Regions from separate parts of the Homo sapiens genome. Here region 1 is linked to region 2. Evidence: read pairs that join two places in POLR2A ChIA-PET (ENCODE). Cell type or tissue: OCI-LY7. All regions are shown on one strand.

Region 1 (4,000 bases), 56 kb before region 2:
AGAGGAAGGCAAGAAGCAGTGCTTCCTGGATTCCAGCTGACACTTCGGCCTGGCCCCTGGGTCACACACTCTGCACATGCAGAGAGGAGACAGCAGAGAGAGACCAACAGCTGGCAGTCAAGTGCCGTGGGATGTTCTAGAACAAGAAGCGTGTACATGTGCCACGTGTTAAGGCATCACACAGCCCAGGCCTTGAAGAACTAGAATGTAAGCCCCACGGGCACAATGACATCATCTGTTCACCACAGCCCCTAACATGCTGCCTGACCCATAATAAATGCCAAATACAAATTTATTATGGGATGAAGTAGTCTAATCTTCACCAAGTGAGGTGTTTTAGTTAAATAAAATAGACACCCACATGTACTTAGTATACAGGCTGCAGGCCCAGTGAGGCTTCCGTACACTCTGAGGGGTGTGCTGGGAACATCCAGTCTGTCAGGGCCACAGGATGGGGAAGGACCCAGACAGTGCATGTGAGAAGGTGAGGCTGAAGCCAGGCACTGCAAAGTCACCTTTGAATGGCATGCTGAAAATACACAGGCTAATGATCCCACGAACATTAGGGTTTACAACCAAGGAAATAAAATGTTTTCAAAAGAACTCAGGGTCGGGGGCTGCATTAGTATAGGGGATAGGATAAACCAGTGATCACAAACTCAAAGACCTTTAGGAGCCAGGCAGGGAACCGAAAGAAACAAGTGACTCGTAAGATGTGATGTGACACAGCAGGGAGTAGTGTGGCATTGCACAGCCCTGACCAGGACACAAAGTGACACCAGGTACCTTAATGGGCTCCACCAGTTCCAGGGCAGGGATGACATTCTTGGAGGCCACTTTGGCGGGGACCAGAGTCTGCATGGGCATCTCTTTCACCTCATCACAGAACCCAACCAGCGCACAGATCTCCTTGGGTTGCTGAAGAGAGCACAGAACAACCAGTCAGCAGCAAGCCTACGCCCACTGCTCCTCAGTCCCAATCCAGCCAGAGGACAGGGAGCTGGACAGCACCCTGGGCCCAGGTCAAGGCTACCTCCCTCTCCCCCTCCCACAACGGGGCAGATTCCAGTTTCCATGTTAAAGGGCTCGTGTCTGAAGCAGTGCATATGTGCCAGTTACATCTCGGGGAGGAGACCACACAAAGCTCCTAAGGAACATCAAACAGAGTCTCCATCCAGGGCCACCACGAGGGAGACTCCCCAGCACCTTCCACATCTCCAAGGACACCTGGTCTGTTCTAGAATGTGTCTTTTCAGGTCACTCTAGGTAGGAACTAAGCTATGCTTTTTTCTAGAGGGGGAACTACCATGCCCATAAACTAACAGAAAGCCAAATGTGTTAGAAATAAAACCACACCAGATTTTTCAGCGGCAGGACCATTTAAAATGATGCATTAAGGGGAAATGCTGGCTTTTTAAAAAACCACATTCTATGTTCAAGCTGCACACAGTGCACATGAAAACCCAACCCGCCAAATGGATGAATCATTTTAAGCCACAAGGTCTCCAGATTGATCCCCTTTCACCATTTAGACACCAAACACAGAGCACTAGATAGTCTAGACATCCTGACCATGACACTCTGATGGCCAAGAGTGAGACAAGTGTATAGACTCTGTATATTGTGGAAATAAATGCAACCAGCAACTAGCTCTGAGCCTGAGTGCATTTGCCTTCCAGCACCAAACCCTAAAGCAGCAGGAACAAAAGTGCTAAAAACAGGACCTGTTAAGGGAAAAGAGCTAGACCATGACTATGGCTCATCTTGTTTTAATATCAAGAAGGTTCGAGAATTAATAAGACCGGGGGAGTCTGAAAAGTATATCCCAAATACCCTGTCTCTGCCACACCTTAAGAATGAAAAATAAATAAATAAATAAATAAATAATAAGAACGCAGCTGAAGATACAGCAAGCTTTTTAGAAAAAAAAAAAAGACGCCAATATTCAGGAGGTATAGGGCTGCTTCTGCCTCGATCAGCTTTGTTCCAACTCCTTGAGGAGGCCTAGGTAAAAATTCAGGTATTTCAACCAAAGTCCTCTCCCATTAGACTTCAAAATACCTTCAAAAAAAGCTCCAATGCTAATCCTAGCAGATGGATGCCAACGCTCAGAGGTGGCAGTGTTCAGGACGGCCCCGAAGGACACTGGCTCAGAGCAAGTATGGACTGGGCATTTGGTTCTTGTAGCATGCCATCTGATGTGGCTCTAGATCCCAAAGGACCCTGTTACCCAGAGGGGCAGAAGCCACAATCAAGAGATTGTTTCCAATTCTCTGGATCCAACAGCCAGGAACAGTCTGCTGGCTGTCTGCAAATGTTTGCTCATGCAGCAGAAGCATTTCTGTGTTTATGAAAAACAGCACTAAAGACATGCAATGCCTACTTGCGTTGTGACAGACACAAGGTGCCCTGGGGAAGCCAGACCTACACTGGACTTCCTAACTGGCCTACGTTGAAGGAGGCTGAGGCACCTCCTGGGCCACCCATGGTTCCCCATTGTCACACTGGTGGCCTGCATGTACGTATGCTGTATGTGGACTGTGACCAGAGCACAAGGCTCTGCTGGCTTCATTTTACTGGACCCCGAAGGGGAGATGAGACCCCCAAAACCTCAAGGGCTGAATTACAGGGGAGAGATGCAGAAGCCCTCCCCAGCCTATTAACAGAGAGGGAGCCTGCCTCTCGTAACCATTCCTTGTATCTGTCAGAGCTAATCATGCCATACCCAAAAAAAAAAAAAGCAAAGTAACTAGAGGAAGCAGCAGACCACTACTGCAAGCAGATTCCCCGACACATACCTGATCCTGCTGTTGAACAAAAAAACAGGAAATCGGAGGTGAAAATAAGAGAAAGGAAAGGACACAACAGTTAAGAAAAATTAAAACAACAATCAAGCAGTTAACCAGGTGTAAGGATGTCCCAAGAGGTTCAGGGGAAATGCTCTTGCAATCAGATCTTAGCAACCTACCTTGTTCCTGCTATCTTGCGGACAAGGGGGCCCTGAAAGCTTTCCTGGCCCTGCAGGGATAGACCATTTGGGGGCTGTCCTGCTCTGTGTGCACCATCTCCAGGTCTTACACACTAAATCACACTCAAAACACTGTGTAGCAAGAGCCCCAGAAAATGCTTGATGAAGGGTCTCCATACTCAGGAGCCCACACTGGCCCCGGGCCCACAAGGCTTTCCCACAGGTTAGTGACCAGCAGCACCACAGAACAAGACACAGGGCTGCCCAAGTAAGGGGGGTAAGGGATCCCTGAGGGGTAAGGGATCCTAGGGCAATCTACTGCAGGTGGCCAAATGGCAGCCTGGAAGGCCAATTTAACAATGTATCCAAAGCCTCATGCTTCCATTCAGCAGTTCCAGCTTTAGTTCTCTATAATAAGGGGAAAGGCAGGGATATGCATATATGTATGCATTTGGCTATAAGGATATTCATCTTCCCAAAGGCAAACCTGAAAACAACCTAGATACATCCGGCCACCGGGGACCAATTATGTAAATTCTCTTCTATGTACACAGGTGATTATTCTGCAAGCATTTAGTCATTTGTACAAGAATATTCAATGGCCAACATATTTTTAGGCAAAAAATGCAAACTACAAAGTACAAGGTAGTATATATGAACCCGTTGATATATTCTGAAACTCCAAATGATTTTTGTGTGGGAAGTATTGTCCATATTTTCAACACATTTCTACACAGTATAACTTTTATAATGAGAAAAATATTTTAAGTTAGCTATGAGGAAGTACTTCACGAGATTAAATCCCGTCAATGCTTATCTTTACCTACTTCAGGTGCATGTCTCTGTAAGCTGCCTTTTAACTGTTTTTAGAACATGGTAGGGTGTGAGTAATAATCCCAAATAAACTACTCCTCCTCAGCTTGCTTGAGTGGTTACAGCAGGTCAGAGAGTCAATCTTTCAGGCTCCTTGGCCATAAGATCTGGCTGCAACTACTCAACTGTGCTGCTGTAGCACAAAACAGGCGTCGCTGT
Region 2 (4,000 bases):
TTAAAGATGATATACAGTCTACAGCAAACCACCAAATGCATCATTTGCAAGTTTAGGCTAATGATAAAAATTTCAAAGGGGCCAGGCACATTTGCTCATGCCTGTAATCCCAGCACTTTGGGAGGCCAAGGAGGGCGGATCACCTGAGGTCAGGAGTTCGAGACCAGCCTGGCCAACATGGTGAAACCCCCGTCTCTACTGCAACTATAACGATTAGCCGGGTATGGTGGCAGGTGCCTGTAATCCCACTTACTCAGGAGGCTAAGGCAGGAGAATCGCTTGAACCTGGGAAGTGGAGGTTGCAGTGAGCCGAGGTCGTGCCATTGCACTCCAGCCTGGGTGACAGAGTGAGAGTCCATCTCAAAAAAAAAAAAAAAAAATTTGAAAGGGGTTTTTTAAAGGGTGCCTGTGGACAAAGTGTGATCACTGTTGTGTGGAAGTGATCCTTTACGATCCCAATCAGATCACACCATTTGCTGTTCACACATCTCCAGTGGCCTCTTTTGCCTTTGAGCATGCCCAGGTCGTTTCCCCCCAGTCTGGAGGCTCTTGCCCTTTGCTCCTGCTCCAGATATTCATTCTGCATCTGCTCCCTAGCAGCTTTCTCTCTGCCATCCTGCCATCTTTTCTTCTTGCCATGCTAGCATATGTTTATTTATGAGTGGCAGCTGTATCTCTAGTCACTAGGTCAGGACCTGGTATATTCTAGGCGCCCTGGAAGCATTCTCCAGAAACAGAGGTGCGGTGAGGAGAGTTTGGATCCAGTTTGGACTGCAGATAAATGTTTGTGAGGCTGGGCATGGTGGCTCACACCTGCAATCCCAGCGCTTTCAGAGGCCAAGGCGGGAGGACCGCCAGAGCCCAGGAGTGAGAGACCAGCCTGTGCAACATAGTGAGACCCCTGTCTAATTATTTTAAAAAAGGTTGTTTGTGAAATGACTGAGCAAGTAAATAATGAAGGAGTGAAGGAACTTGGACTGATGACCTGGAACACCTGTACCCTTCTCCCACTCCAAAAAACCCCTGCCCATCCTCACAATCCAGGGCCAGCATCACTCTTTTTTTCTGGAAGCTTCCTCAGTATCCTGGGTATGGGTCCCCTGTGATTCATGGAGGACCCCCAGTGGGGCTCCCAATGGCACGGCATTACCAGCACCTGCACCTGCTGCCTCCCCAGTCACCCCTGGCTCCCAGGGTTCCATTGCACAGTAGATCCTCTAGAAATGCTTCACAGACATTGATGTGGTGAGGGAGGAGGGACAGGGTAGCAGTCTCACCACCCATTACCCCCACCCCCGCCTCTCATTCAACGAACACTTTGAGCACCTGGCACTTTGATCCCCTCAGTGCCAGGCACTGAGCTCCAAATCCCAGACTCTGTAACGTGCAAGCAATCCTTACTCTTTCTATTTTAATATCTTAACCCATGTATTTATATACCTTGTCAAGTAAAATGTATTCTTTTTTAATGATTCTCAAAAGGATACTCATTGAAAAAATTTAGAAAACACCGAAAAATGCAAGGAAGAAAAATACAATTCTCTTACAATCCTGTATAATCCTGTGCCTCTAGGCCTACAGTCAGCTCCAAGCAACGGCACAGACACCTCCTCCTCCGGATGACCAGGATTGCCTCTGGGTTTGTCACAAGCTGGAACAGGGTCCTTTGGAGGATGGGGCTCTGTGAAGAAAAAGAGGTGAAGTGTTTGGATTCAGTCTGAGCCAAAGGTGAGCGTTATCAGTCCCCGAAAGGCCTCAGGGGTTGGCTGACTCTCTGAGAGGCCGGCAAGACTGGTGAAGTTCTGGAAGGGGACCTGGGGGGTGGGGCCCGGGGACCTGGGGGGTGGGGCCCGGGGACATGGGGGGTGGGGCCCGAGGCCCAGGCAGAGGCCAAACATTGCCCAGGGCCCGGCTTTAGTCTGCAACAACCCTCATTGTTCTCTCACTGTCTCTAGGCCGCTTTATCTGGGTTTAAGGACACAAGACTCCGTGAAAGACAAGCTAGTTCTTCTTCCTGCCCCGGCAGTCCACTGCAGGCCGATGCAGACGCAACCACTTCCTCAGCCGCTGTGGCTGAGAGCCCGCCACTGCACTCTATGGGCTTGGTGCTGGGTATGGAGAGGAGGGTATGACATAGCCCCTGCCCTCAGAGTTTTTTCCTACTCATTATCCCTGCTGTCTCTGGGGACTTCTTAAATGTCAGCAATCATTGTCATCTTCACTGTTGCCTCCGCAGCCACCGCACATGGCTGCACCTGGGCCATCTCCTCTGATGTAAAGGCTGTGCAGCCAAAATTTGCAATTCTTCCCCCAGCTTTTAAAATTGTAGTAAAATATATATAACATAAAATTTGCCAGCTTCACTGTTTGTTAAGTGTACAGTTCAGTGGTATGAAATACACGCATTGTGCTGTGCAAAGTCACCACCACCCATCTCCAGAACTCGCTTTATCTTGCAAAGCAGAAACTCTGTACCCATTAAACGATAACGTCCCATCCCCATCCCCCTTACCCCCAGCCCCTGTAATGCTTGTTCTTTTCTTTTTTTGAGACAGGGTCTCACTCTGTCATGCAGTCTGGAGTGCAGTGGCACGATCATAGCTAACTGCAGCCTCAACATCCTGGGCTCAAGAGATCCTCCTGCCTCAGCCTCTCAAGTAGCTGGGACTACAGGCACAGCACCACACCTGGCTATTTTTGTTCTTTCCTTTTTCTTTTCTTCTCTTTTTTTTTTTTTTTTGAGATGGAGTCTCACTCTGTCCTCCAGCCTGGAGTGCAGTGGCGCGATCTTGGCTCACTGCAAGCTCCACCTCCCAAGTTCATGCCATTCTCCTGCCTCAGCCTCCCGAGTAGCTGGGACTACAGGTGCCCACCACCATGCCCGGCTAATTTTTTGTATTTTTAGCAGAGACAGGGTTTCACTGTGTTAGCCAGGATGGTCTCAATCTCCTGACCTCGTGATCTGCTCACTTTGGCCTCCCAAAGTGCTGGGATTACAGGTGTGAGCCACCGTGCCCAGCCCTTTTTTTTCTTTTTTTATTACTGGCTTAGGTTTGAGCAGTGATCATTTTAAGTTTTTTTTGTAGAGATGGGGTCTCACTGTGTTACCCAGGCTGGTCTCAAATTCCTGGCCTCAAGCAATCCTCCTGCCTCAGCCTCCCAAAGTGTGGGGATTACAAGTGTGGGCCACCATGCCTGGTCTTCCTGTTTTTCAAATAAAATTACTTTTTATTTATTTATTTATTTATTTATTTTTAAAGATGGACTCTCGGCCAGGCAAGGTGGCTCACACCTATAATCCCAGCACTTTGGGAGGCCGAGGCAGGTGCATCACCTCAGGTCAGGAGTTTGAGACCAGCCTCACCAACATGGTGAAACCCCATCTCTACTAAAAATATAAAAATTAGCCAGGCGTGGTGGCGGGCACCTGTAATCCCAGCTACTTGGGAGGCTGAGGCAGGAGAATCGCTTGAACCTGGGAGGAGGAGGTTGCAGTGAGCTGAGATTGCACCACTGCACTCCAGCCTGGGCAACAACAGTGAAACCCTGTCTCAAAAAAAGAAAAAAGAAAGAAAAAAAAAAAAAACAAAAAACAGAGATAGAGTCTCTTTTGGCTCTCTAATGCCCATGGGATCAATGCCAAATTCATCTCCCTGGCAGTCAATGCTCTATTCTCCTTCTCCCCTCCACCTCTCCACCTCTCCAGCATGCTCCCACAACATTCTGCCCCAGTGACCTCAACCTGCAATGCCCACCTGTCCCATGGACCTCCCTGCCCATGCCTCTACTCCAGCCAATACTGGCTCATGTGTACACACCATGCTGTGTACCGTCTGTGCTTTGCTCATGCCGCTTGCCTCACCCGAGTGCCTCTCCTCCCCTCGGCTCGTCTGGTGCCTGTTTACTCTGCAAGGCCAGCGCATGCCCCCTGCATCCTGGAGGTCTCCTCTCATCATCCCAGCCCCACCGGGCTCCTGCAGCATTTCTGAGGTCTGTATCT

What was found. ChIA-PET counts read pairs that join two places held together with the same protein. Peaks named below come from ENCODE experiments on the same cell type or tissue, not always from the same donor. Only the 100,000 strongest peaks of a DNase experiment are listed, where the experiment ranks them.
Region 1: POLR2A ChIA-PET joins it to region 2 with 6 read pairs; 12 of 35 experiments call an interaction of 5 or more read pairs at or near these places.

The regions. Positions count from the first base shown.
Region 1 is chr10:71,821,090-71,825,089 of GRCh38, forward strand. It overlaps PSAP (prosaposin), which reads right to left. Exons shown (of 14, transcript NM_002778.4): 8 at 787-918. Among named protein-coding and RNA genes, the nearest start is that of PSAP, 28 kb to the right of the region's middle. In OCI-LY7, no CTCF peak of the experiment used is centred here; no DNase peak of the experiment used is centred here.
Region 2 is chr10:71,876,758-71,880,757 of GRCh38, forward strand. LINC03139 (long intergenic non-protein coding RNA 3139) reads left to right here and starts at 1,330. Exons shown (of 2, transcript XR_007062186.1): 1 at 1,330-1,728; 2 at 1,956-2,350. RefSeq lists an enhancer at 1-120. In OCI-LY7, no CTCF peak of the experiment used is centred here; DNase peaks (open chromatin) are centred at 1,284 and 2,124; H3K4me3 peaks cover 1,188 bases; H3K27ac peaks cover 2,615 bases.